Regions from separate parts of the Homo sapiens genome. Here region 2 is linked to region 1. The links are chromatin loops, found by intact Hi-C in ENCODE. Cell type or tissue: gastrocnemius medialis. All regions are shown on one strand. Each heading gives the region's core, and the rest is flanking DNA. Links, peaks and the distances in the headings are about the cores only. Region 1 holds the start of NRAP (nebulin related anchoring protein). Region 2 overlaps HABP2 (hyaluronan binding protein 2).

The links. Peaks named below come from ENCODE experiments on the same cell type or tissue, not always from the same donor. Only the 100,000 strongest peaks of a DNase experiment are listed, where the experiment ranks them.
Region 2: a loop joins it to region 1, with 5 times the contacts of the local background. A loop is called at or near these places in 1 of 110 quality-filtered maps.

The regions. Positions count from the first base shown.
Region 1 is chr10:113,663,898-113,676,420 of GRCh38, reverse strand. NRAP (nebulin related anchoring protein) reads left to right here and starts at 12,380. Exons shown (of 42, transcript NM_198060.4): 1 at 12,380-12,523. In gastrocnemius medialis, for the core only: no CTCF peak of the experiment used is centred there; DNase peaks (open chromatin) are centred at 10,300 and 12,300; H3K4me3 peaks cover 230 bases; H3K27ac peaks cover 3,357 bases.
Region 2 is chr10:113,576,276-113,593,610 of GRCh38, reverse strand. It overlaps HABP2 (hyaluronan binding protein 2), which reads right to left. Exons shown (of 13, transcript NM_004132.5): 5 at 16,345-16,461; 6 at 15,466-15,585; 7 at 14,813-14,984; 8 at 12,919-13,016; 9 at 11,480-11,735; 10 at 10,253-10,395; 11 at 9,329-9,463; 12 at 7,673-7,818; 13 at 4,009-5,406. The coding sequence ends at 5,242. NRAP (nebulin related anchoring protein) reads left to right here. Exons shown (of 42, transcript NM_198060.4): 39 at 1,310-1,417; 40 at 2,722-3,033; 41 at 3,814-3,945; 42 at 4,532-4,897. The coding sequence ends at 4,636. Among named protein-coding and RNA genes, the nearest start is that of HABP2, 32 kb to the right of the region's middle. RefSeq lists a silencer at 16,454-16,654. In gastrocnemius medialis, for the core only: no CTCF peak of the experiment used is centred there; DNase peaks (open chromatin) are centred at 7,589 and 9,840; H3K27ac peaks cover 3,520 bases.

The sequences.
Region 1 (12,523 bases), core at 7,524-12,523:
AAGTCTTTAATCTACCTTGAATTAATTTTTATATAAGGTGTAAGGAAGGGATCCAGTTTCAGCTTTCTACATATGGCTAGCCAGTTTTCCCAGCACCATTTATTAAACAGGGAATCCTTTCCCCATTTCTTGTTTTTGTCAGGTTTGTCAAAGATCAGATGGTTGTAGATATGCGGCATTATTTCTGAGGTCTCTGTTCTGTTCCATTGGTCTATATCTCTGTTTTGGTACCAGTACCATGCTGTTTTGGTTACTGTAGCCTTGTAGTATAGTTTGAAGTCAGGTAGCGTGATGCCTTCAGCTTTGTTCTTTTGGCTTAGGATTGACTTGGCAATGCGGGCTCTTTTTTGGTTCCATATGAACTTTAAAGTAGTTTTTTCCAATTCTGTGAAGAAAGTCATTGGTAGCTTGCTGGGGATGGCATTGAATCTATAAATTACCTTGGGCAGTATGGCCATTTTCACAATATTGATTCTTCCTACCCATGAGCATGGAATGTTCTTCCATTTGTTTGTATCCTCTTTTATTTGATTGAGCAGTGGTTGGCAGTTCTCCTTGAAGAGGTCCTTCGCGTCCCTTGTAAGTTGGATTCCTAAGTATTTTATTCTCTTTGAAGCAATTGTGAATGGGAGTTCACTCATGATTTGGCTCTGTGTTTGTCTATTATTGGTGTATAAGAATGCTTGTGATTTTTGCACATTGATTTTGTATCCTGAGACTTTGCTGACATTGCCTATCAGCTTAAGGAGATTTTGGGCTGAGACGATGGGGTTTCCTAGATATACAATCATGTCATCTGCAAACAGGGACAATTTGACTTCCTCTTTTCCTAACTGAATACCCTTTATTTCCTTCTCCTGCCTGATTGCCCTGGCCAGAACTTCCAACACTGTTTTGAATAGGAGTGGTGAGAGAGGGCATCCCTGTCTTGTGCCAGTTTTCAAAGGGAATGCTTCCAGTTTTTGCCCATTCAGTATGATATTGGCTGTGGGTTTGTCATAGATAGCTCTTATAATTTTGAGATACGTCCCATCAATACCTAATTTATTGAGAGTTTTTAGCATGAAGCGTTGTTGAATTTTGTCAAAGGCCTTTTCTGCATCTATTGAAATAATCATGGTTTTTGTCGTTGGTTCTGTTTATATGCTGGATTACATTTATTGATTTGCGTATGTTGAACCAGCCTTGCATCCCAGGGATGAAGCCCACTTGATCATGGTGGATAAGCTTTTTGATGTGATGCTGGATTCAGTTTGCCAGTATTTTATTGAGGATTTTTGCATCAATATTCATCAGAGCTATTGGTCTAAAATTCTCTTTTTTTATGTGTCTCTGCCAGGCTTTGGTATCAGGATGATGCTGACCTCATCAAATGAGTTAGGGAGGATTCCCTCTTTTTCTACTGATTGGAATAGTTTCAGAAGGAATGGTACCAGCTCCTCCTTGTACCTCCGGTAGAATTCGGCTGTGAATCTATCTGGTCCTGGACTTTTTTTTGGTTGGTAAGCTGTTAATTATTGCCTCAATTTCAGAGCCTGTTATTGGTCTATTCAGAGATTCAACTTCTTCCTGGTTTAGTCTTGGGAGGGTGTATGTGTTGAGGAATTTATCCATTTCTTCTAGATTTTCTAATTTATTTGCGTAGAGGTGTTTATAGTATTCTCTGATGGTAGTTTGTATTTCTGTGGGATCGGTGGTGATATCCCCATTATCATTTTTTATTGTGTCTATTTGATTCTTCTCTCTTTTCTTCTTTGTTGGTCTTGCTAGCGGTCTATCAATTTTGTTGATCTTTTCAAAAAACCAGCTCCTGGATTCATTGATTTTTTGAAGGGTTTTTTGTGTCTCTATTTCCTTCAGTTCTGCTCTGATCTTAGTTATTTCTTGCCTTCTGCTAGCTTTTGAATGTGTTTGCTCTTGCTTCTCTAGTTCTTTTAATTGTGATGTTAGGGTGTCAATTTTAGATCTTTCCTGCTTTCTCTTGTGGGCATTTAGTGCTATAAATTTCCCTCTACACACTGCTTTGAATGTGTCCCAGAGATTCCGGTATGTTGTGTCTTTGTTCTCATTGGTTTCAAAGAACATCTTTATTTTTGCCTTCATTTCGTTATGTACCCAGTAGTTGTTCGGGCACAGGTTGTTCAGTTTCCATGTAGTTGAGCAGTTTTGAGTGAGTTCCTTAATCCTGAATTCTAGTTTGATTGCACTGTGGTCTGAGAGACAGTTTGTTGTAATTTCTGTTCTTTTACATTTGCTGAGGAGTGCTTTACTTCCAACTATGTGGTCAATTTTGGAATAAGTGCGGTGTGGTGCTGAGAAGAATGTATATTCTGTTGATTTGGGGTGGAGAATTCTGTAGCTATCTATTAGGTCCGCTTGGTGCAGAGCTGAGTTCAATTCCTGGATATCCTTGTTAACTTTCTGTCTCGTTGATCTGTCTAATATTGACAGTGGGGTGTTAAAGTCTCCCATTATTATTGTATGGGAGTCTAAGTCTCTTTGTAGGTCTCTAAGGACTTGCTTTATGAATCTGGGTGCTCCTGTATTGGGTGCATATATATTTAGGATAGTTAGCTCTTCTTGTTGAATTGATCCCTTTACCATTATGTAATGGCCTTCTTTGTCTCTTTTGATCTTTGTTGGTTTAAAGTCTGTTTTATCAGAGACTAGGATTACAACCCCTGCCTTTTTTTGTTTTCCATTTGCTTGGTAGATCTTCCTCCATCCCTTTATTTTGAGCCTATGTGTGTCTCTGCACGTGAGATGGGTTTCCTGAATACAGCACACTGATGGGTCTTGACTCTTTGTCCAATTTGCCAGTCTGTGTCTTTTAATTGGAGCATTTAGCCCATTTACATTTAAGGTTAATATTGTTATGTGTGAATTTGATCCTGCCATTATGATGTTAGCTGGTTATTTTGCTCGTTAGTTGATGTAGTTTCTTCCTAGCCTCGATGGTCTTTACAATTTGGCATGTTTTTGCAGTGGCTGGTACCAGTTGTTCCTTTCCATGTTTAGTGCTTCCTTCAGGAGCTCTTTTAGGGCAGGCCTGGTGGTGACAGAATCTCTCAGCATTTGCTTGTCGGTAAAGTATTTTATTTCTCCTTCACTTATGAAGCTTAGTTTGGCTGGATGTGAAATTCTGGGTTGAAAATTCTTATCTTTAAGAATGTTGAATATTGGCCCCCACTATCTTCTGGCTTGCAGAGTTTCTGCCGAGAGATCAGCTGTTAGTCTGATGGGCTTCCCTTTGTGGGTAACCTGACCTTTCTCTCTGGCTGCCCTTAACATTTTTTCCTTCATTTCAACTTTGGTGAATCTGACAATTATGTGTCTTGGAGTTGCTCTTCTCAAGGAGTATCTTTGTGGCGTTCTCTGTATTTCCCGAATTTGAATGTTGGCCTGCCTTGCTAGATTGGGGAAGTTCTCCTGGATAATATCCTGCAGAGTGTTTTCCAACTTGGTTCCATTCTCCCCGTCACTTTCAGGTACACCAATCAGACATAGATTTGGTCTTTTCACATAGTCCCATATTTCTTGGAGGCTTTGTTCGTTTCTTTTTATTCTTTTTTCTCTAAACTTCTCTTCTCACTTCATTTCATTCATTTGATCTTCCATCACTGATACCCTTTCTCCAGTTGATCGAATCGGCTCCTGAGGCTTGTGCATTCATCACGTAGTTCTCGTGCTGTGGTTTTCATCTCCATCAGGTCCTTTAAGGACTTCTCTGCATTGGTTATTCCAGTTAGCCATTTGTCAAATTTTTTTTCAAGGTTTTTAACTTCTTTGCCTTGGATTCGAACTTCCTCCTTTAGCTCGAAGTAGTTTGATCATCTGAAGCCTTCTTCTCTCAACTTGTCAAAGTCATTCTCCGTCCAGCTTTGTTCCATTGCTGGTGAGGAGCTGCGTTCCTTTGGAGAAGGAGAGGCACTCTGATTTTTAGAGTTTCCAGTTTTTCTGTTCTGTTTTTTCCCCATCTTTGTGGTTTTATCTACCTTTGGTCTTTGATGATGGTGACATACAGATGGGGTTTTGGTGTGGATGTCCTTTCTGTTTGTTAGTTTTCCTTCTAACAGTCAGGACCCTCAGCTGCATGTCTGTTGGAGTTTGCTGGAGGTCCACTCCAGACCTGTTTGCCTGGGTATCAGCAGCAGAGGCTGCAGAACAGCAGATATTGGTGAGCAGCAAATGTTGCTGCCTGATCGTTCCTCTGGAAGTTTTGTCTCAGAGGAGTACCCGGCCATGTGAGTTGTCAGTCTGCCCCTACTGGGGGGTGCCTCCCAGTTAGGCTACTTGGGGGTCAGGGACCCACTTGAGGAGGCAGTCTGTCCGTTCTCAGATCTCCAGCTGTGTGCTGGGAGAACCACTACTCTCTTCAAAGCTGTCAGACAGGGACATGTAAGTCTGCAGGGGATTCTGCTGTGTTTTATTTGGCTCCTCAGAAGCATGTGATTTTTGCTCTGCTTTTTGCCCCTTAAAGCATGTGACCTACTCCCTGTTCATACACCCCCTCCCCTTTTGAAATCCTTAATAAAAACTTGCTGGTTTTGTGGCTCAGGTGGGCATCACGGTCCTACCAATATATGATGTCACCTCTGGCGGCCCAGCTGTAAAATTCCTCTTTGTACTCTTTCTCTTTATTTCTCAGACCAGCTGACACTTAGGGAAAATAGAAAGAACCTATGTTGAAATATTGGGGGTGGGTTGCCCTCATACTTATTGTGGGCTGGCACAAGAAATTCCAAAGTTACTGCTCTAAGGCTGGATTATCACAGTATCAACAAGAGGGAAATACAGAAGGGAAGAAACCATTGTGAACTTTTCCCTCTGTAATAATTGTACTGACACTTTGGATCCAAATGATGTTTTCTTGTAAAGGTACCTCCTTTGTCTCTCCAGCCTTGGACCATGCCATTGTTTTATGTTTCCTTTCTATATTCACATGATTATAGCATGAACCTTCCCCCTTATTCCAGAAAAGTCCCCCAGCTTCCCCTATTGGGATGGTTTCCAAAGGGGCTCATAGGTGCTCTTGGGCCAGCCCCTCCGAATCTTCCCTCCAGCCCTCCCCTCTGGTTGCTGGTGAATTCCCCATCCACACCCTGCTGGGCATAGCACCCCTGAGGGGTGCCACCAGTGATTGCTTCTCCAATTCTCCACTGGATAGCTCAGGCCAGGCTATGACTTTATACAGGACTCCATGAAGGACATTGCAAGATTAACAGAAATGCCATTCTCACCACCCACAGGCCAAACCCAAACCCTGGCCCCTGCTGAGGTCCCAGCAGACTTTTGCCAGGTGGAGAGAGTAGGAAGCTCAGGGTCCAAGAGGAATTCCCTTCTTCCCTGGAAGAAGGAATTCATGTTGTACATGTTATTGAATGATTGCCTCACAACTTCAAATCCACCCTTTTTGTCTGTTCTGTAGAAATTGAACTGGGCCCTTTAAGTAGTTTTCCCTTGCCTGTGGCCTCATGTTAACCTTGGTGGGTAAAGGGCATTGGAGATTCATTATAAGATGGAAAGAGTTTTGCTTCCTGGTTCTGGCATGTCTGGCGTGCTCCTTCAGAGGGCATGGCTTCTCAGCACCAGGTTCTTGGAATGTACCTGGTAGCCAGAACACACAGCAGCCATCAGCTTCCCCTGGCACCTGCTTCAGGTGGTTTTGTAGAGAGTGCCTCTGTTACCAGTGGAGGGTCTTGACTAGGAGTTGTCCAGGGTCTTGGTGTTTTGAACAAAGAATTGGACAAAATGCATAAACAAAGGAATGAAAGAATGAAGCAATGAAAGAACAGATTTATGAAATGAAAGTATACTCCACAGAGTGGGAGCTGGCTGGAGCAAGTGGCTCAAGAGCACTGGCTACAGAATCTTCTGGGGTCTGAAGTACCCTCTAGAGGTTTCCCATTGGTTACTCAGTTACACCCTATGCACATGAAGACCTAGCCCCCAACCAGTCTGACTGGTTGCAGTAAGGACACAGATACAGAGGGAAGACCATGGGAGGATACAGAGAGAAGTGGCCATCTACAAGCAGAGAGAGGTCTCCGAAGAAATCAACCCTGCTGATATCGTGATCTTGGATTTCTAGCCCCTGGAACTGTGAGAAAATAAATTTCTGTTGTTTAAGCCACCAAGCCTGTGGCACTTTGTTATGGCAGCCCTAGCAAACTAACACATATGTTATTTGCAAGGATATCTGCTATTGCTACAGTTTTCAGAGTTCTCTTTACTTCTTACTAGCCAACCTCTTGATATTCCAACTCGCTGTTATAGTTTATAATTTGTTATACAGTTGAGCCTCCATATCCCCAGGTTCTGGATCTGAGGATTCAACCAACTGCAGATCAAATATACTTAAAAAAAAGCAAAAAATAACAATACAATAATACAAATGATATAAATAAAAAAATACAGGGTAACAGCTACTTACATAGCATTTACATTGTATTAGGTACTTTAAGTAATCTAGAGATGATTTAATGCATATGGGAGATTATATGTAGGTTATATACAAATACTATGCCATTTTATATAAGGAACTTGAGCATGCATGGATTTTGGTATCCTCAGGGGCCCTGGAACCAATACCCCCATGGATACTGAGGGATGCCTGTGTTAATTCAGCTTACTGTATGGTTTCTCTCTCCTGAGTGGACCCAGATGGATACCACTCAAGCCTGCCTCATTTCTGATTCTGTTGCCTTCAGCAGTGTGACTATCCATTTCTTTTTCTTTTTTTTTTTTTTGGAGATGGAGTCTTGCTCTGTCACCCAGGCTGGAGTGCAGTGGCATGATCTCGGCTCACTGCAACCTCTGCCTCCTGGGTTCCCACCATTCTCCTGCCTCGGCCTCCTGAGTAGCTGGGACTACAGGCACCTGCCACCACGCCCGGCTACTTTTTTGTATTTTTAGTAGAGACGGGGTTTCATCGTTTCAGCCAGGATGGTCTCGATCTCGATCTCCTGACCTTGTGATCCGCCCACCTCGGCCTCCCAAAGTGCTGGGATTACAGGCGTGAGCCACCGTGCCCGGCCGACTATCCATTTCTTGATTCAGAGGGGAACTTCCACCCCACCCACAGGGTGTGTCATTGTCTCCTGGCCCAGGAAAAGGTAACCGTAGCAGTTGAATATTATTATTCACACCTGAATAAGATTCTACTGCAATCAAAGCCCAGGCCATATAGGGCTGAACTGATTCCTAATCCTTTCCTCTGCCTTCCTCTCCACTCCCTCTCCCCAAGAGCATCAGACACGGTTGCTCCTGATGCCCTGTGATTGCAAACTACCACCTGCAGGTCACCTGTGGTCTGTTTTTGTACAGCTCACAAGCTAAGAATGGTTTTTACATTTTTAAAGGGTCGTAAAAAAAAGAAGAATAAGAAAAAGATGATGCAACAGAGATTGACTGTATATGGCCTGCAAAGCCTAAAATATTTACAGTCTGATTTTTTACAGAAAAGTTTATGGGTCCCTATCTTACACCAAATGACACAATCCCATCTTCAAAGCAAACAATGACTGTGATGGTTAATATTAGGTGTCAACTTGATTGAATTGATGGATGCCTAGATGGCTGATGAAGCATTGTTCCTGGATGTGTCTGTGAGGGTGCTGCCAGAGGAGACTGACATTTAAGTTGATGGTCTGAGAGAGGAAGACCCACCCTCAATGTGGGTCGGCACCATCCAATGGGCTGCCAGCTTGGCTAGAACAAAGCAGGTGGAAGAAAGTGGATAAGCTTGTCTGCTGAGTCTTCTCCCTCTTTCTCTCTTCCCATGCTTTTCAGCACACTAGGCTTCTTCTCCTCCTGCCCTTGGACATCAGACTCCAGGTTCTTCAGCCTTTGGACTCTGGGACTTGCACCAGTGGCCTCCCAGGGGCTCAGACTGAGGGCTGCACTGTCAGCTTCCCTGGTTTTGGGGCTTTCAGACTTGGACTGAGCCAAACTACTGGCTTTTCCCTTTTTCCAACTTGCGGCCTATCATGGGACTTTGCCTTGTAATTGTGTGAAGCAATTCTCCCTAATAATCTCATATATATATACACATATATGTCCCCCATTGGTTCTGTCCCTCTGAAGAACCCTGACTAATATATAACTTTAAACCAGAGTGGTTTCAAGCCAGATTTAAGTTTGAGGAGATGTAGAATTTCTCTAATTTTCCTGGACAGAGTACAGTTTCTATAAACCAACAGATCACTTGCTCAACCTCTCAGAATGAAGCTTGGGCATTAGGTAACCTCACCAATATTTAGGTTTCCCTAGGGTGGTAAGAGCTCCTTGCCTAATTAAGGTCACCACCATCTAGTGCTCAGGCCTTAATGACTGCCACAGAAGAACTTCAGTCTGAGGTCGCTGACCCCCCCATCAGCCAGGACCCTTGGGACTTTACCCCAGGAGAATACCCCCAATAACTTCTCCCAGGGCACTTGGAAGCCCCCAAGGTTAGGGGTGAGGGTGGTGGGCAAGGGCAGGTCTGACCTGAGAAAGCATGAGAGCTCAAGACAAGGCCCTGCTTCCTGAATTCTCCACCCCAAGTGTGTCGACGCAGCATTGTACAGTGCAGAGGAGTGGACGGATGGAACAGGGTTGACACCATCAGCCTGGAAGAGCAGGACAGTGAGAGTTCACGGTGCATCTCATATAAGTACTTTCCCTTACCCTGTCCACTGCCAGTTTCCTTGAGTGACCCACTCTGGGGGTACCTGGTATCACATCCCCTCCGCTCACCAGTGTTATCTCCATGCATGTCACCAGGCCCTCTTTACACGCCCACAGCAGTGGCCCTCCACTTCCCTGCCTCTGGGCTTTCTTCAAGCTGCCTAAGTCCATTAAGCTTGTGGAGAGAGGTCTCCCCTAAAGGTATAGGGGAGTTAATGACCCTGACAGTTGCCCTCAACCAATGGGGGATGAGAGTTGAGTGGATGTGTCCCAGCCACCATCCTTCAGTGGGACCATTCTGAGGCACATTCTACACAAATCTTCAGAGTGTCCCCAGCAAGATTGTGCTCCAGCTGCCCACAGTGGTATAATATCTAGTTTAGGATATGCTCTTTATTGACTCTTCTCTTTTCCCTGGCTCATTTGCCTTAAACCCTCACTCCTGCCTCATGGGACTACCTCCCAAATAACTTCCCTGTGCCTTGCTGAGGGGGGCAACCTAAATTAAAACAGGAACAAACCCCCAGCATGGGAGGAACACCTTCCGTCTAATCTGAGTGACAGTGACAGAATGAAGGGTCAGCAGCTGTCCCTTGATTTCACATCTCTTATCATTTTTCTGTAGTTTCAAAACCAGTCCATATGCACAGCCCTGGAGGGCCCTGGAAATGGTGCAGAGTTAGAAAGGATTACCTCATATCCTGGATGACTCAATCCAAGTCCAAAAAGACCTCAACCGCCTAAAGCAAGGCGACCACCATCAACAGGATGAAATTGAAAAGAGGTAAATAAGGAGGACTACATTTAACTTTCAAAAGGAAACTACTTGCCCACATACTGAACATAAAAGTCATTAATGTGAAACAAAAAGCTCCCTATGAGTCAAGACTTAAAAAAAGCCAGAGCAATGTGGGGTGGTGTGGGCCGAAGTTCCCAGATCAAGGCTCCACAAGGCTCTGCAAGATCAGGCTCCAGCTCACCACCACCAAGCCCAGGTCCAGGACTCTGCTGAGAGCCCAGTGCATCAGACACCTGGAAGGGCTGCTTTAGATTCACTCAGCCTCACCTTCCGTAGGGCCTTTGCCTACTTGAGCAGGCTCAGCCTCGGTAGTGGCCACTGTCTCTATGAGGGCTCTGGCCATCTTCACGTGGGCACAACTGACAGTGTCTTTGGCCTTCTGCTGCCCTTGGTGTTTTCCTGTTGATACTGAGGTGCGAGATGCCATGGGACTCCCTGTGTACATACACAGCATGGACATTAATGGCCAATGGGGCAAACCTTTCACCAATGGGAGACAGGACCCTTCCTTCCTCTGGTAGATGTTCCTGAGTAGCGGTTGTTTATATGGCCCCTTGGAAGATGGTCAAGCCATTCAATACACTTTATACCAGCTGGTGGCCCCGTTGAGAACAACCCTAATACCAACTGTTCCCTGCCCTGCATTTCCTGCCTTCTAACTCTTGCTCCCTGGATTATACTTTGGAATAAAGTCCTTGCATATAAGCCTTTGACACAGGTTCTGTTTTCTGGAGAACCCAGGCTAAGACTGATGTTATCTGAACCAACTCCTAAGGCCAAAGGAATGTGGTATGCTCACTGACTTGGCTTGGACGGCCTGCTGTAATCCCTGCGTCAAGTGGGAGGGGCTTAGGCCAAGGAGCAGGAGGGGCTGTATATAACATGAGAAGGGTGGTGTGAACCAACCAAGACTCGACTACACAGTGAAGTCTGTGTTTGTCTTGCCCCAGAAATGAGTGTTTACTTCTAGTTCCTTAAACTATCCCATTTCTAGTTCTATGGGGTTGTTTCTCCTAGCAATTTCTGATGTCTAATAAATCAGAAGTGATGGTACAAATCCAGTTTAGCATCTTGCATTTTGTAATTCTTGTGTTCACAAATGTGACCAACCCGTTTTAACGGCTACAGATTGCAATCACAAGCTTAGGCAGAGAAGGAACGTTGCAAGCTTCTTTTTTAAGTGAAATCCTCCTGATTCCTCAGCCCTCCGGACTGGGGTACAGTTCATTTCAGTGATTATTGGAGCTTCCACCCCACCCACTAAGTAAGGCTTGAGAAGCCTGGTGCAGAGCAAAACAACCGGGGAACCCTGCAGGTCTTTGTGCTGTGCCCATTGCTGTTCTCATTTGCAGGCTGGTGGCAGCCCTCCTGCCCAATCACGTTTCAGTGTGGGAGTCTTTGCTGAGCCTGGAGTCCCTGCTTTGAGTCCCCTCCCCATGCTGAGAGAGCCCTAGCCCCATGTGGGAAAACCTGAGACTCCGCCTTCCCCTTATACTCATGTGGACTTGAATGCTACTCTTCTTCATTGGCTTTAGAGCTTCTTCCTACCCCCTGGCTATCTCAGCACAACCCCAAAATACTACTCATCTTACTCCACCCTACCTGGGGACACCAACCTAACCTCAGAACATTTAGGGCCAAGGTCACAAATTGGTAACCTGCTGGCCAAATACTGCCCACGACTCTGTTATATTGTTTTATATACAAAAAGGGGAATTTCATTTGTAAATGCAGACTTCTGGTGTGCTCAGAATATTTGGAAAATATTCCGGAAAAATCAGGATATTTGGCAACCTGGAATGTTGATTGTTTCATGATGACAGTTGGCTGGGACTGAGGAGCAGTTGCCTGCTTCAGATGGGATGAGTGCTCATCTATTTGGAAAAGTTCCTACCATTATCTAGACTTCATACCTGGCCTCTATAGGCATTTTGGTGTGAGTATTAAATTTATTTCATTAATCCAATAAATCTTTATTAAGCACCTTTTATTGGCAGACCTTGTTCTAGGCATGGGGGATATAGAAGTGGCAAAAAGGACCAAAGATCCTGTTTAGACAGAACTCATATTTTGATGGGAGAGACACAATTTTTAAAAATAGAAACATTAACATGTAATATGTCCAGCTGTGATTACCACTATGAAGACCATCAAGCAGGCTAAGAGTAATGGAAGATAATGAGATAGGAGTGGGGACAGGTGAGGTGCCATTTTGTATCAGGTATTTCTATAAGGTGATAAGGTGACATTTCAGCAGAGACTGAAGGCAATGAGAGGCTTCCCAAAGCCAGGAAGAGAGATTCTGTCTTCATATCACCTCTTTTAAGGCCTGTGAGGCAAGGGAACAAGCACAAAGGCCTTCTTGGAACATTCTAGAATAAAATACAGAGGCCAAAACACCAAGAGTTCTCATTAGTTTTTAGTTTTGCGTTCCAGTAGAAGCTAAACACAAACTAACACCTTATTAAGTTTTTAGTTTAACTGTTGTAAACGCTTTGGGTAGGTAAAGTTAAAATTCAAGTGTGATATTTATCCATTTAAAGGAGTGAATCAATCCTATTTTATTTTCTATATTTTTGGGAGCTGGCCTTTCTGCTTTAGTCATAGGACGCATAGAGCAAGCTTTTCTAATTTGATTGTTGGATGACGGTGTGGCATCTTCCTTTAGGTTCTTTTCTTGGGTCATGATCACAGCTAGTGCTAAACCACTCCATGCTGCCTGATCATACACCAGGGTTTGGTTATCCACATAAACATGATGCTGTTGTGAGTTCATTTTTCTATTTAGAGAAGCATGTCAGCTAGAAATACTTCCACCTTATTTCCCAGACACATGCGTGCTGAGTGAGTGGCCAAAATAGCCCCTTGAGTAAGTGGCAGCTTTAAAAACCATCCAACTGCTGACTTCAAACTAGAAGGTCAGCAAAGGAAAGTGGAAGTTGGATTCTGAAAGATCGAGGTGCCCACAGGAATTTTATGGTCGTCGGATTTTGAAGACTTGAACTAGACTGGGGGTTCTCCTTGCATTTCTTGCCTGTTGCCTATCTTTGTCCTCTC
Region 2 (17,335 bases), core at 7,500-12,499, 83 kb after region 1:
AAATCTAATCATTTTGGCTCTGTGATTCATCAGTTAGGTGATTATCCCAGGAACGAACGGTTCTGCATTTCCAGGGCCTAGAACACAGTAGACGTTTGGCTCAGGGTTTACGGCATCGGGTGTTGGAGTCAGAGGCGAGGATGGAGGTGAAGGTGGTGTGATCTGCAGTACAGAGAAATGATGAGATCCGCCATGCTTGGCCCAAGCACTTTGTGGTCCTCTCTAGTTCCAGGCCCAGTTGTGGGATGGGGTGGGGCACTTTGCTTTTCATCTGCCACTCCTCCTTTGCTTAATCCCCCCAATCCCCCGTAGAACAGAGTGCCAGCCTTGACCTCCATTTCCAGGAGACAAAAGGACGGTTCTTAAGGGCCCCCTGACCTGCTGTAGCTCGTGGAACGAGTGAGCAACCGACACGGTCTGGGGCTGTCACTTTGTCATCTGTTGGTGATGCGCCTCTCCTGCTGTCTCCCTTCTCTGTGGCTGAATAAAGAACAGCCCTCCACTGGGATCTCCAGATGCCTCCTTTTATAGAGCCATTCCCTTATCTTGAAAAAAAAATATTAGCTACATGAAGGCACAGAAGATTTTGATGCCTCTATCGGTGATGTGGGTCTACCTGAGGACTAAGAGGATATGATTACAGACTCCCAGAGGGCGTGTGAGAACAACTTGAAAAGGGAAAAAATGAAAGAGGAAGATATGAAACACATGGGTCAGGTACTCGGTCAGGTGCTTGACAATAAATTTAATTCAGGTGAAGGCTCTTCCCTTCGTGCAGGCACCAGGGGTGTATATGAGATGCAGCATGCCTCATAGTGATGGTGCAAGGCATGGCATCAAAGCCAGGCTGAGGCCCCTCCGGATGTCAGTGGAGCTAACAAACACATGAGTGCCAAGGCCCAAGGAACAGCACTTTCAGCATGTAGGAAGAAACTGGATTCTGGAAGCTTGAATTCTGGCACCTAGAAGCTGCAAACCCGAAGCACTGAAAGTGAATGCAAAGACAGGAAGGAGTGGGGTGGAGGCTTCTGATACCAAGTGGGTGTCGCAAATGAGCCATACCCGAAGATCACAAGCCCCACAGGAGCAGGGCCTAATGGGTGGGCGGGTTGGGGGCTTAGAGCTGAAGCCTTTTACGGCCAACCCCACCAATCCCAGTGCTAGGGAGTCGCCAAGGTGGACATGGAGCTATAGGCTGTGCCGTCCTAGGAACCAACAAAGGTTAAGAACCACTCCTGCTGAGTACCAGCAACATGGAAGACAGTGGAGTGACTGCCTGCTTACTCATGCTTTTGTTTTTCCAATCTAGAAAGTCTACAGAAACTCCTGGGAGCAGACCCGGGCTGGCAGTTATGACTTCAGGCTGGATGCCATCCCCTTCCAGACTGCCCGGGCATCTAGGGAGATCGCCAGTGATGTAAGACCCCCATGTTCTCTCCTGCGGTCACTGATGAGTTTTTCTCTGGTTTTCCCAGTTCTGTTGAAAGGCAAACCACCAGGACCTGTCAAGATTATCTCTCTCTCTGCACCAAAACTGAACATGTACTGTATTTTAAATGAAAGAAAAAAAAAAGGGCTTTACTTTCTAGCATCTTAGGCAGAAATTGTGGTCAAGGAGGGCTGTATTTCCATTCTCTTTTTAGAGAGGCACTCTTAAAAGATGATGGATGAGTACCAAGAGGTTCATGAATATGAGCTTGGGTTGTTGATTTGCAATAAAAGGACTTCTTTTAGCTGAAGTTCAGTGTGGTAGAGTAGAAAGAGATAGGGCTTTTGCCCTAGATGGACAAGTTCAAATCCTGGCTCAGTCACTTAGGAAATTTGGCTGTTTGTCTTGGGCAAGTTGCTCAAATTCTCTGAACTTGATTTTCTACATCTATGAAATAGGGATCTTATCTCCCAGATTAATGTAGGAATGAAAACAAAATCGTATATGGTGTCAGGAACATAGCAGGTATTCTGCAAGAGAGGGCACCATTGACTAGACAAGTGTCCACAGTGCTAGACGGAGGCGCACCTGGGAACAGTTTCCTGCTGGTCCACAATTGGATAAGTACAGAAATTAAGAGCATGGGATTTTTGAAATATTTTTTAGCAATTAGACGTTGTAACATCCAAGCATGTGATCACTGGACTCATCTCATTGAAAAGGGTGAAGGCCAGGTTGGGTGTTACCAAATACAAGTGGTACTGCTACATACTAGCCACATGCAATAGGACCATACATGGGTCTTTGATGCATTGGAAATGTAAAAAGCAAATCAAAATGGGACTGGCCCTTCACTGTAGATGGTTTGAGGAGCACTGGACTAGGTCCCTAAAAGCTGGAAAGAATCAAAGGCAGAGTGGCCTATGTGAGAATGGGCACATTTATCTTCCTGTTGGAGTATTAATTACAATAGTGACAATACCAGTAGCCACCACTCAGTGGGCCAGAGCTGATGCCAGACATGAAGCTCAGTCCTTATCTGGTTGAATCCTCGCAACCTCCTATGGGGTGTAGATCATTCTCCAATTTTATCAGATGGGGAAACTGAGGCTCATGGAGAAACTCAGTAACAGGCCCATGACCACACAGATAGGTCTATTTGAATCCAAAGCCTGTGCCTCTAACCCACTCTTGAGCCTCCTGCTGAGAATGCCCTGGGATGGCCCCATATGTGAGGCTGGTCCTGGGGGAGGTAGGCACCCATGATCTGCCTCTGCTCCTCTGACTTGCAGTTCCGGTACAAAGAGGCTTTCCTGCGGGACCGAGGCCTGCAGATCGGGTACCGCAGTGTCGACGATGACCCAAGGATGAAGCATTTCCTCAACGTTGGCAGGCTCCAGAGTGACAATGAGTACAAGAAGGACTTTGCCAAGAGTCGGTCCCAGTTTCACAGCAGCACAGACCAGCCCGGCCTCCTTCAGGCCAAGAGGAGCCAGCAGCTGGCCAGTGATGTGCACTACAGGCAGCCCCTGCCCCAGCCCACCTGCGACCCGGAGCAGCTGGGCCTCAGGCATGCTCAGAAGGCCCACCAGCTGCAGAGTGATGTGAGCCACCTCCACCCACTCCCTTGAGGCCCTTCCCCTGGTGCCTCTTCCTAAGAGATGGCCATAATGCCACGTTCCATTGTTAGCTTCTGGGGGAGCTGGGCTGAGAGAGAATCCAAGACACCTAACACTTTAGTGCCAGAAAGAATAACAATAATAACCACCACTTCTCGAGTGTCTCCTGTGGGCCAGGCTCTGTGTCAAATGCTTTCCAAGCCTCCTGCCATTGGCACTTATGCCAACCCCAGGGCTGCTTCATTTTACAGATGAGGAACTTGAGGCTCAGAGAGGTTCAGTGACTTACTCAAGATCCCATAACAAATAAGTGGCAGACCTGGGATACCAACCCCTTTTGGTTTGCTGTGAGGGCCCAAGCTCTCGATGGCTATGCTAAACTGTTTCCAAGGGATCTTAGCTATTAACCCAGCCTTTGCACTTTCTCTGGGAAGAAACTGAAGCCCAGAGAAGGGAAGTGGCTTCCCTAAGGCCACAGAGTGTGTGGAGCAGGTGTCACTACCCCACCCACTCCCAACTGTAACTTTTGTCACTTGAATGGGAAGATGCAAGAGACAGCAACATGCCGGCTGGACTCACAGCACATTGCGGCCCCTGTGCCAGGGAGATGCTGCTTATGATAAATTTGTTCCCCTTGTTCTGGCTTTACTGATGACAGACAACATAGTCTCATACTGTGGCTGCCTTTTTAATCTTCTTTACTTAATGGTCAAACCGCTCCAAACCCTGCTGACATATTCCTCTTGCTTCCCTCTTACCCTCAAGGTCAAGTATAAATCAGACTTGAACCTGACCAGAGGTGTTGGCTGGACCCCTCCTGGCTCCTACAAAGTGGAAATGGCTCGGCGGGCTGCGGAACTGGCCAACGCAAGGGGCCTGGGTCTCCAGGGAGCTTACGTGAGTAGCAAGCTGCAAAGCCACCCCTGGCTTGCAAGGCCATGGGGAAAGACAAACTCATTGTTTCTTTTCAAAGTTTATTTTTGGCCAAAGGTCAGCTAGCTCTAAAGAAGTGTGAAACGCAGCTCAAACAAGGCGCCTAATTTCATGGGTCTGAGATGACCAGGCAGATGACACGCAGGTTAAACTTCCTGCAGGGCTTTCTCTGAAGTCACAGCCATTAGTTCTGCAGAGGCAAACCTACCGGGGCTACATCAATCCCGGGCCAGGGCAGCCCAGGCTGTGCTGACTGCTTGCTCGTTACATTCGCAGAAAGGGTCAGGGACTCGCTGGATATGACAGTCTGCATTTTGAACCCTACTTTGTTCAGAAGAAAGAAGCCAGGTCTAAATGAGAGATTGGCTTTGCTTTCTCATTCCTGCCTTGAAGGCCCTTTTTCTTGGGGAGGGTAGAAGAGGGGAAAAGGAAAGGGAGGGTGAGCCTGTTAAATGCTCCCTGTGCTTCTTAGCGTGTCCTGTGGGAACCGGGGCCGGGAGTGGGGGTGGGGGAGCTTCATTTTAACTTGGGGTATGTTTGATTTCAGCAGCGGGGGGCAGAAGCAGTGGAGGCTGGAGATCATCAGAGTGGGGAGGTGAACCCAGATGCCACTGAGATTCTGCACGTCAAAAAGAAGAAGGCCCTGCTGTTGTGAGCCATGTCCACCCTGATTCCTGAGAGGCCAGAGAGGAAGTTTGTTCACCAGAGACAGGCTTCAGATGGCTTTGATTTCGGCAAGCTGGAATGGCCCACCAGCCCATCCCAGATCTTCCTTTATTAAAATAATAACTCTGAAAGCAGATGGAGAATGTTGTATTTGTGGTCCTCTCTGATACCTAGACGTGGATGGCTGATTCTGTTGAGTGCCTCGAGTGTCTGGGCTGAGGAATAAAGATGTGATGGTGGTTCCCGCTGATGCTGGGGATTCTGGAGTCTGCATTTGCAGGATGCCTGTGGTGGAGGCAGTCTCTGTGAACACTGATTTTCTAGAAGGTACAATTGGGTAAGGAAAGCAAACATACTATGTTGTGTTGATTCCATCATTCCTTGGGTTACCAAGGGAGGCAGAAGAAGCCTGGTGATATTGTGCAAATGCTGGTCTGGGAAGGCCCAGGCTGGGTGGCAGTTGTCTCTGCTTAGAGTAGGGATAGTCTACTGTGTGGTCCCCTGGAGGCTCTGGAGGTGTCCATTGTTGGCCATGAGGCCTCCCGGTGTCAGGGTGCCAAGGAGAGTGGGCTCTGAGGTCCAGAAGACAGTACCTTAGAAGCCACTTTCACTTTTGATGGTGGCTTTGATCCAATTCAGGAATTTGGTAACTTGGGTGTAGACCCCTGGCCTCTTCCCACACTCCAGGCCCCAGCTCACTATCCCATAGACGTAGTAGGTGCCGTCCTTCTCACAGGTCAGGGGGCCTCCAGAGTCACCCTAAGGGAAACAGAGGCATAAGCTCATCCTCGTGAACCAGAGACATCTGGAGATGCCCCCACCTCTCTCCAGGGGGTGTCAGGGAGGGATGGGGTGGAGTCCCTTGCCAGCCTCCGTGGGCTTCTCTGGAAAGCAGTGACAAGGCTCTCCCCACATCTCACATGATACAAGACTCTAAGGGAGAGAAGATAACAGTGTCCTCCGTCCCTGAGTCCACGCGGGCTTAACAGAGGAGCCGCACAGCTGCACTTCCCAACTCTCAGTGATGCAGATGTTATGACTGTGAGTTCTCGGGGGCCCTCAGCACACATAGGGGAGGAGGTTGGGGACTCCAAGGCAGCGTGGCCTAGGTGCTCAGCATGGTCTATGGGGTTAGATCTCCTGGGTTTTAAGCCAGGCCCTACCACCTGCCAGGCATGTGACCTTAGGCCTCAGTTTCTCACACTGTAAACCATAGATAGCAATAGATCCCCATCCCCCAGGGTTCTTGTGAAGATTGTTTGTAAAGTATATAGAACAGTGCCTGGTTCATATTAAACCCTCACGGAAGGTGGCGAGGATGATGATGGTGAGGAGAAGAAGACATTGAGGGTGATAGCTCTCAAAAACTTAATACTGCTTAAACACTACAACTGACAGGTTTTTAAAAAATGAATTCTCTATTTTAAACTTAGCCACGACCTTGTGATCTTATAGATAGATTTCCATTTTATAGTTTAGGCATCTGAGATTGAAGAATTGCTTTCATCACTGATAAAAGCCATACAGTAAGAGACAGAAACAGGTTTCAATTCACAACTATTTGTTTCCAAAGCCTGCAAGTGAAAGCCTTCAATTATCTAGGGAATTGAATGAGGTTTTTTTTTGTTTGTTTGTTTTTGTTTTTTTGAGACAGGGTCTCGCTTTGTTGCCCAGGCTGGAGTGCAGTGGCACCCTCTTGGCTCACTGCAACCTCCGTTTCCCACGTCCAAGCGATTCTCCTGCCTCAGCCCCAGTAGCTGGGACTACAGGCATGTGCCACCATGTCCACCTAATTTTTGTATTTTTCTTTTAGTAGAGACAGGGTTTCACCATGTTGGCTAGGCTGATCTTGAACTCCTGACCTCAGGTGATCTGCCCGCCTCAGCCTCCCAAAGTGCTGGGATTACAGGCTTGAGCCACCACGCATGCCCAGCCTGAATGAGCTGTTTTCTTAACCATCTTCTGGGAAGGAGTTTAGGGCAAATTGCACCCATCTGCCCCTCCTCTGAGTAGGTGAACATCCTTGGCTCACTGGGAAGAGACAGATAGTCACAGGAGAGCCACAAACCCTGGAGAGAGGAACCTTGATGTCCCATCCCAAAGTGAGTTCAAGGCCAGCAAATCATTGTGGGTTCCTTTGTACGGGGAGGCTCCCTGAAGGAGTTGGGATTTGAATGTTGGCATGCTGTTTTCCAGGACATTTAGAAGGCTTATGGGGACAACAGTCAGAAAATTCTAAATGGAGGTGTTCCTGGGATTCTAGAAAGGACCCTGTGTGATGTGATCCCTACAGATAAAGGGACTATGGGGAATGGGCTTTGACTTGGGGCAGGGCCTGAAGTCACTTTAGCATTGGTTGATGGAGCCACCACCTTCTCTCTCTGCAACAGTGTCTCTGAGTCACAAGCCTCAGCAACTTGGAGTTCTGAAAGGCCCTAGGCTACAGATATACTTAGTTTTCTAGGGCTAAAACACCCCCCCCCCCCCCACACACACACACACGCACACATGAGTCCTAATCATGAGTTAATATTACTGTGAAATCTCTAGCTCTAGGCCTTCTTCTTTCTCCTTCTAGCCACTGGTCTTCTGGACAGTTCCCTGTTTACTGGGATTCTCAGAAAGGCTGCCCTACACTGAGGCCACAAGCCCCTTTGGTGTCCTGCAGACTGTATTGTTCAAATCCCAGCCCTGCCACTGGCCACCCAATTGCTATAGGCCAAGATAACTTCTCTAAGCATCTGTAAAATGGTGATCATGACATCACCTTCACCAGTGTGTTGTGAGAGTTAAATTAGACAGTGCAGGCAATGTGACCTCTGTGGTCATTATGCTGAGTCATCCTGGGTTGATGCGGATGCAGATGCACCAGAGGGCCAGGGGGCAGACACAGCTCACCTGTGTCTTAGCTTTACCACAGGTGGACCTCTGAACCTAGCTCCCAGCCCAGGGCTCTAAGGGTCCTCTGCCTAGTGAAACATCCTGCTAGCCTCTCCTACCACAAGCACCACTTGGAGTCTCTGACCTGGCAGGTGTCTTGCCCAGGTTTCTGAAGATTTCCTGCACAGATCATACTGTCATCAATCATGTGGTCATAGAGTTGGCGGGAGTTGCACAAAGTGTTGGCAATCAGCTTGACTTTGGCATCCAGGAGCTGGCGGGACCCTTTTCCTGTGGGGAAGGTGCAGAGAAAAGAGTCACTACTGTGGGGACCAGGGTGGCACCAACCCCACCAGAAACCAGATTGTCAGGGAGAAGCCCACCAACTCTTAGCTCAGAAGGGAAGGGTTTTTCCAGGATATGGGCAGAAAAGCCTCATCTTTAGCCTTCACCATGCCAGTGCAGACCTGCAATCCTGTGCTGGTCATGATACATGGACCAGATAGTATATTCCCTCCTCTCTTTCCCCAGGTAGGCCATGAGGTTCAGGAGGAAATAGATGCTCTCTTAACCATTTTAAAATTCCCAAGGCCTAACAAAAGGGCTGGCACAATTCTTAGTGAATGAATGGATGGATGGATGGATGAAGTGCCCTGCGCAGTAGGCTACCTGCTTCCTAGAGCAGGCATTTTCCCCTGTAAAGATAATGACATCAATCAAAACATGTTTTGAACATAAAGTCTTAGAGAACATAAAGGCTTTGAACATAAAGTCTTAGAAGCCTGTTTATGAAAAGCAAAATAATTCTAACCTGAGGCTCCAAAAGATTCCCAACTGAGACATCACCATGCTGACCAGACCATATTGAGCAGAATAGAGGTTGACAAGTTCAGATGGACTACAATGAAAATGGCTGTAAAATGAGTTTACTGGCTGACCCTAAATCCAATTAGCCAGACATCTTTCTCAAAAGACTCAAAGTTGTATATTACATTTCACTTTGTTCAGATATGTGGAATTTCTGCAGACTTATTTATCGTGATTCTCGCTATTCATTATTAAGGACAGGATTTGCGAAGGAAGAGAAATATATTTTGAGTATTTGGAAAAGACATGAAATACCTTTCTGAATTTTTTTTGTAGTAGTGGGTATAATGTTGCCAGTACTATGAGGAAAGTAATCCTTTGGTTACTTTTAAAAATTAGACCAAATCCTAAAGACAAATCAACAGCTGGATTTAACACAATTTTATAGAATGTCTACTGTGTGGAGAACCCCGAGCAAAGTACTGTGAGACAGACAGAGATGAATGGGACCTGACCCCCATCTTCTAAGGGCTGACTTAATGAATGTCTCTGTAGAATTCTATCATCCCCTGTGATCATGCTTGCAAACCCGGGAAGTAAGTATGATTATTGAGAAACTAAAACTCAGTTGTTCAAGTGACAAAGTCAAGAATTGAATACCAGTCTGTCTGACTCAAAAATCCATGATCTTTCCTCTTTCCAATCTAACTAGGAAGGGAGCAAGAGCTCCATAAATGCAGGGTCAATGCTTGGTAAAATTCAAGTATTTAGGGGTAGGGCCAGGGACAGATATGGAGATCAGAGAAACTCAGGGAAGGCTCCCTGCAGGTGGAGGAATTTAACCAGAGCTTGATCAATGAGGTGGATGCTTTCTTTGGTTGATGCATTTTGAATATGACACTCATTTCAACTTCAAAAGGGCAGTTGAGTTTGGCCTTTCTTCTCTGGTTGATGTAGTTCACCTAAGTCATGGGAGAGTGCATGGCCGACTCACCTGTTTCTGTAACACCCCAGCCAGAGATGTGGCACTCACTCCCAGAGGGAAAGGACCCATCAGGCAAGCACACAGTCTTCACGTATTTGGATTCTAGAGCACAGTGACCATCCACTGGCTTTAACTTGAGCAATGCTAGGTGGAGAGAGAGGTAGAAAATGGATGCGATGTCACCTCTTTGTCAGAGAAGCACCAGCTCCAACTTGCTCATGAAGGTGGCCACAGCAAAGCCCCACCTGCCCCCACCATGCCTGAAAATCTTCTTCCGTGGTCATTTCATATTTTGAACTTCCACCCAGGAAGGAGTAACACTTCAGGGCGAGAGTCATGTCAAGAAATGACAATTGACTTTGAAATCATTTCTAATCCATTTTTTAAGAAACAGGCCATTAGAGGGGAAAAAAGCTATTGAGGAAGGAGAGAGAGGTGGGGGGGTGTCTCATGAAAAGGGAAACGGGATACAGAACTGAGCAGCTGGTAGCTAGGAACGTCATTGCATTTGCACTGGAGCACCTGCCAGGGGCTAGGGGCCAGGCATGCCTGCAAGCACATTGTGTCTCCTGACACATAGGAAGCTGAGAGTTGTGCATCAGTGTTTCCATTTCATAGAAGAGAAAAGAGGGCTCAGGAGGTGAGCTGTCTCCTGGTGATAAAGTTGGGAAGCTGGGATTCCAGGCCAAGCCTATTCCATAGCACAATGTTCCTAGCATTGCTTCCCCTCAGTTTAAGAGCATATGCCCATTTATCTACATTTGCACATACCCTCAAAAACTAAAAATCCCTGGAATACATTCCCTACCGCACAGGGTCCACAGGGACCAAAAACAATCAAGAGCACCTTCTAGAACCAAACTTCAGCTTTCTGGTCATAGAGAAATCCACCCAGGACAAGACCCTCAGGAAAGCCATGAAAGAGGAACTTGCCAATATCATTGTGGGGAATCTCATCTCTTTCATTGTAGTGGCTGTACTTGAATATCTTCTCCACCCTAAAGCTCTGCTCATGAAATTCTTCTTTCTTCAGGTCCTGGTCCCCTAGCACCACCTTTAGATGTCTGGTTTTTATGCTGCAAGGGAAAATGAGATGGTCAGGAAGGCACTGTTTCTGCTCAGCTGTGTGGCCTTTGGCAAATCTGACCTTCTGCAGACTCAGCCTCCTCATTTGTAACCCTCGTCTCACTCACAGAACTCTGCTGTGGTAGGGTCCAAATAAGATTATGTAAGGGAAGTGCTTTATTAACAGAAGCAAGCTCCAAATATAAGCTATAACTTTTACCCACTTCTCATGGGAGACCTCCCATTCTCCCTAGGCCTTCCAAAGAAACAGCCATTGCCATCTTGAACCAATCTTCTAAAATCCATTGGCAGGTGCTAATGTTTGCCTGCTTGACCTCTCTTGAGGAGCACCTCCTAGAATCCCAGAGAAATCATTTACTATAAGGTGAACTGGAAGACCTTCATGGCCACCTCCAAAACCCAGACTTTGTTGGACCAGCCTTGACCATGAGCACAGGGAGCTCAGAAGAGGGGGTGACTCTTCAGCTCCCCAGAAGTTACTTGCTTCTCTAAGGCACACAGGAGGCATGGATGAAGACACCTGACTCAGAAGGGTCATTGGTGATGGTATCAGACAAAGGAGCATGCTTTCCTCTATTCAGGGCAGGACAAAAGAAGTCAAAGAAGCAGATAGAATGGGGTTTCCATCTTACTTGTCCACTTAACTTTCCATACAACTTCAGGCAAGGTAAAGGAAGAATCCCGGGATTCAAGATCCTCACTTACAAAAAGGGAATAACAATAAACTCTTTTCCTCCACAAATATTTACTCAGCACTTGCTATGTACAAAGGCCTGCTCAAGACACTGGAGATCCTACAGTTAATAAAACAGATAAAAATCCCTGACCTTCCTCAGCTTGTCTTCCAGCAGACAGCTTTAAGGATTAAATGTCATATAATAAATGCAGTGCCCATGGTAAACATTCCAGACATGGTAGCTATTTTCCCTCTGGCTTTCAGGAGCCCTTCTTTTGCCCTTGAACAGATCAGACCCCCTAATCCTGACAGAGCTACAAAGATGCTGCTCAGAGGGGAAGGGGAGAGCACCCCCAGCCACTCAAGCCACCCTGGTCCCTGCTCCCAGCGGCACCTACTCGGTGCAGTGGGCAGCAGTGAGCACCCAGCAGGGGTGGATCAGCGCCCCACCACAGAAGTGGCCCTGGGGCATGGAGATGGTCAGAGGCAGCGAGGACTGGAGGGACGCCTGCCATGGGTGCTTGCCCGCCGTGCTCTTAAAGCCTCCATAGATTCTCTTGATCTTCCTCTCTGCTATCTCAGTCTTTCCACAGGAGTCAAACCCCGGAAGCTTGGTTGATGGCTCAGTGGGGCTTTCCTCTGGGTAGGCAACGTCTGTGGGACACAAGAAAGATAAATTGTGCTATTCAGCCTCCCTCCAGTTCCTCAGCAGGGCTCAGGCAGAGGTATGACTCTGAGCCCAACAGCTGAGCAGGGGTCCAGAGCTGAGAGACTGCACTGGTGCAGACAGGGTGGGCATGCAGTAGGTGCACAGTTGATATTTGTTGAATACATTGCGTAACATAAAGCAAGTCTATAGAATTAACAATGTAGTTTTTTCTTGTCCATTTCAAAGTATGTGACTCCTAAGATTGACATGTACACACACACATTATGTTTATGTAAATATACAAATCCCTCACTGGGTATGTACTTCACCTTGACAAAGCCCCCACAATTATAAATGTGCATCATCAATGCACCTTTCATTATTAGTGCACACTTACAATTGTGGAGGCTTTTTCAGGGTAGAGGGGAGGATATTCAGATGAACTAGAATAGGTGAGATAAGACATTTGCACAGATGACTGTGACACAAAAGGAGAGAGCAGTAAATGTTGTATAGGTGGTGCCTTGTCCTGTTCCTTAGGGTTTGTAAGGAGGCAGAGATAACATTTTACTTGAGAAATCAAGGAGGACTTCCTGGAGGAGGGGATATTTGAGTTGGTTCTCAAAGAATAGTTGTATATGGACAAGAACAGATATGGGATGGTATGTTATAGACAGAAGTAACCATAAGATCAAAGGCACATATGTGAAACTGCTCAGGGAAGGAATCCCACTGGTCAGGGTGGAAGGGCACATCATTCTAGATGTGGGCACAGAGCGGGGCCAGGACAGATGGCCAGGAAGACTGTGAGGCTGGAATTTGAATGCTTTGCATCCTAAGAGGCTATGGGAGCCCAGCCAGTTTGATCACCATTGCACACCCAGTGCCCAGCATAGTGGCTGGCAAACAGCAAGAGATGGGTAAATATCTGTTGAGGGCACTGATTTGGAGTCAGAAACCATGAGTTTAGAGTTGGACTACCTGACCTAAACCCACAAAGGTATCCAGACCTGCTTGGCATCCTGGTGGGTGCAGACAGTTGGGCAGTTGGGCTGGCACTGGGATGGGAATTGGTAAAGCAGGTGTGGAGGAAGAACAGGGTGAGGGAGGGACCAGGTGCCAGGGACATCTCCCTACAAATCTCCATCCCCCCCACCCCCTGGGCTTCTGAACAGCCATGGCCTTTACCCTGGGCTGAGCAGGCTGAGACATCACAGTATTCCCATTTCACCTTGTCATTGGTAACTTTAATAAAGCACCAGGGCTTTTCGTCCGCATCTGGGTTTCTAAAATACAAAACAAAACAACTCAGAGTCAAGGCTTGATGAACACACTGGATCTTATTAAAGAACCTTTGGATAAGAAGGTGCTAGACTCTTGTGCTCCCCCTGGGACCACATTTCTTTGAATCCTCCATCAGGTTACAAAACCTTAGAACAGAAGGGTGTTTATAGTATTTTTTCTGGCAAAATCTTTTCTTCTAGAGGAAAATCTCAAGGACAAGAAAGCGGTCCCAAGTCTCATGCCAGATCCACAGGACATACCAAATTATTTGTAGGAAAAGAAATGAGATCCCTGATGAAGACCTTTCTATATCAGGAGAGTAAAATCATCACATAAACATGGTGAGAGTTGGGTTCCTCTGCCTGAGGCTTTGAATTCTATGCATGGGAATCCTCTGAGAAAGGCTGCCAAGAGGCCCCCCCTCCCCCCGCCCCCGAAGACAGCTCCACAAAGGGAACAGCTCAAGGTGAGTGCAAGTGGAAAGTACTAGTGTTTTGTGAAAAAAAAAAATCTTCATGGCCGGGTGCAGTGGCTCATGCCTGTAATCCCAGCACTTTGGGAGGCCAAGGCAGGTGGATCATGAGGTCAAGAGTTCGAGACCAGGCTGGCCAAGATGGTGAAACCCATCTCTACTAAAAATACAAAAATTAGCCGGGTGTGGTGGTGCGCACCTGTAATCCCAGCTACTTGGAAGGCTGAGGCAGGAGAATTGCTTGAACCTGAGAGGCAGAGGTTGCAGTGAGCTGAGATGGTGCCACTGCACTCTAGCCTGGGTGACAGAGTGAGACTCCATCTCAAAAAAACAAAAACAAAAACAAACAAACAAAAAAAAAAAACAAGAAAAAATCCTCATTTATGAAGCCAGTTCAAAGCCATACAAAGACCCCCTCACCTGCAACTCATCTGACTCATTGGCCTTGGCCAGACAAAGGGTAGTGGCAGGAAGCCAACAGAGTGGCCTGGAGGCAGCAGAAAAGGAAGAAGGAAACTAGATCACCACCAGGGAGGGTGGTGGCATTAGCCTCACATGGGAAAGCCTGAACATCCTTGGGCCAGAGACCATCACCTTCAACAGACCTTCCACTTGCTCTTCTCCATCTCTGCCTAGAAGTTACGTGGGCTCATGTGATTATTTCTGACCAACAAAGTATGTGTGGGAAGAGGATGTGTCCCTTCTAGGTTGAGGTAGAGAAAAACTCATGCTTCATTTCCCAGTCTCTTCTTGCTGATCCTGAATATTTGAGTAAGCCTGTGGAGCTGAATCCCCTGCCATCATCACCACCAACCCACATGACACATGGAACATTAGTAAGAAATAGACATTTTTTCTTTTTTTTTTTTCTTTTTTTGAGACAGGGTCTCACTCTGTCACCCAGGCTGGAGTGCAGTGGCTCACTACAGCCTCGACCTCCTGGGTTCAGATGATCCTCCCATCTCAGCCTCCTGATTAGCTGGGGCTACAGGTGCTGACCACCACATTCAGCTATTTTTTTTTTTTTTTTGGTAGAGACGGGGTTTTGCCATTTTGCTCAGGCTGGCCTCAAACTCCTGGGCTCAAGCAATCTGCCTGCATCAGCCTCTGAAAGTGCTAGGATTACAGGCATGAACCACAGCAACCAGCCCAGAAATAGACTTTGATGTATTTGAGCCACTGACATTTGGCAGTTGTTTACTACAGCAGCATAACATTGCCTTGCTGAGTAAGAAAATCTTCCTAGAAAGGAGGCTGATGAATTTCAATGATCTGTTTTAAAATAAGTGACCAAAATCAACTGAGCATAAATAAGGTAAATGTTACCTGCAGAAATTGTGTTCCCCAATCCCATGGGTTTCAGCATCCTCCATAAACATGTTGTAATTCTCCTGCAAGAGGAGGTGGGAGTTCCAGTAAAGGCACGCATGCTGGTTGACTGTCCTATTCATTTTCCCTCGGTAAGAGTAGCCATCGCCAACATAGCAGTCATCAGAACCTCCGAGAGAGCAGGTAGCAATGTGAGAACCAACAGCCATTGGCATGCCACTCCCAAAAAGGGCTTGGTGGGTATGTGACATGGTGAGAGAACTGGACCTGCATATTTATCGCCCTGAGATTTCACCACGAATTTCAGAAAAAAAAGTGTTGAATGTCCCACATTTAATCCTGCTTAAAACATGAAATATAGTGGTTGTAGGGTGTGGGAGCTTAGTTCTTTAATTCTGGCTCACACAAGAACTGATGGAAGGTGGGCTAGGGCCTAGGGATGCCCAAGTGGTTTGACTTGCCTGCACTACACCCCAGTTTATTACTTTCTTTACAGGAAGCCAGACACGCCCTATCCCTTTAGGTGAGAAGGCTGAGGCAATAGTCGAGTTTGGGAAACTTGATTTGAACCACATTCTGGCAACAAAACCCAGAGAGGAAAGGGTTCCAGAGGCCTCACTTGTGGCCCTGATGGTGGCAGAGACCCATACCTATTTCACAGAATTTCCCCTTGAACTGGTCGGGACAGGCACAGGTGAACTTGGATCTCCGCTTATGCCGGGAGCAGGTAGCCCCATTCTGGCAGGGGTTTGGCCTGCATACAGGAACCACTGTGAACACAGGAATGGGGCCAGGAAGGCTCTTCAGAAGGAGTTGCAGCCCATGTCTGAGATGACAAGGAGACATTGGTGGCATTCTACTGGTGTCCATCCTTTCGCGAAAGATGGGTCACCAGATGGGAAAGACAGATCCACTGACACTCTAGTAAGTGTACACAGAAGCCTTAAGAACATAAGCAAATGTGGATGAAGCAATCTGGCTGGAGGCCATGCCTAAGTGCATAAGTAGATGGGTCAGTCAGTAAGGAAACAAAGAAGCATGGACGGAGCAGGAGTGGTGGGCCCTGTCTGAGCTAGGTAGAGCTCTGCCTGCTGATACCCATGTGGCCATGAGCAAATGAGTTAATCTGTCTACATTTCAGGTTCTTCATCTGTAAAGCTCCTCCTTGAGGTGTCTTTGGAGAAAGCAAAAGAGAACGTAAATTTCCTGAGACAATGCCTGCCTCACAGCAGGGACTCGATATGTATTCATTCCCCTACTTGGTCCCTCTCAGGAATAGATCAGGGTCTACTTCCTGGAAGAAGTGAGTTTCAAGATGATTCTTTTTGGGTGGGAAGGGACACAGACCAGTCAATTCCCACTGGGTGGAGTCAATCCAGGGATAATGAATCTTTAGAAAGCCTAGGGAAAAGGACCATCTTGGGTGCCTGCCACAAAAACATCAGATGCATCTGGCCTTCCATGCAGAAGGGTGCAGGTACAAGATAGGGCACAGAAAGTCTAGCGTCGAAGGGGCCTCCACCACTTACCTTGGGAGCAGCTGGGACCTGTGTAAGGGTGTTTACAGACACAGCGGTAGTAGGGAGGACTCTGGGTAATGAGACATTGGCCCCGGCCACATGGGTTGTCCTTGCACGTATTTTGCACTGTAGGAGATCCATAACATAAGACATTATTTGGGGCACATTTTCCTTAGAGGGATACATGTATAAAACAATGTTTGAGGGTGGGGTGACTGACAGTGTCTGTAGCCTTGTCCGTGGTCCTGAAACACTGGGCTATGCCAGGACAAGGCTTCTGTCTAATTTTTGGGTCATGGAGGATTGTCTCCCACATTGCTTCCCATGCCCATAGTCTTAATTTTTATATCTTAATAAAAAAACTTTGATAATTGTTACACCTTCACCAAACAGAGCTGCAATTTTAGTCTCTCCATTTTCTAGCTAACTTCAGAATGCATTTACAGTTTTGTCACTTTTCTGAGAAGTTGAGGAGTGAGCCCAGACACTGTGTTTATACTCGATATTCTCAACCATCCTGAAAAATTTACTGAAGAAATTGCAGGATTGAAAATGAAAAGAATAAGTGAAGAGGGCACCGAGGGAAGAAGTCAACCACAAAGCTGTACATATACCTAAGGCCCCACTTCCCTCCACGAAGTAAGATGGTTGCTAGAGCAGCCCGAATACAGCTTTTCTCTAGGGGTAAAATTAGCCCCTAGGAGTCCTATTCCTGATGCTTTATTCCACTGCCTCATGTTATGCCCACAAGAGTTCACTGGCAGCAGACACAGTGAGTATGGTAGAATGAATGAGCATGGGCCAGAAGTCAGGCACGAGGGCTCTAATTTCTGCTCTACATCTAGCTAGCTGTGTGACCTTGATCAAATGCCCCCACTCTCTGGGTTCCCTTTCTCTAACTGGGTTGGGTCTCATGTGCCCTGAGATCCTCCCTGCTCTCCCATTTGAGGACAACATGGCTCTGTTGCAGTTAGACTAAACTCTAAGCACAAAGTCCTGA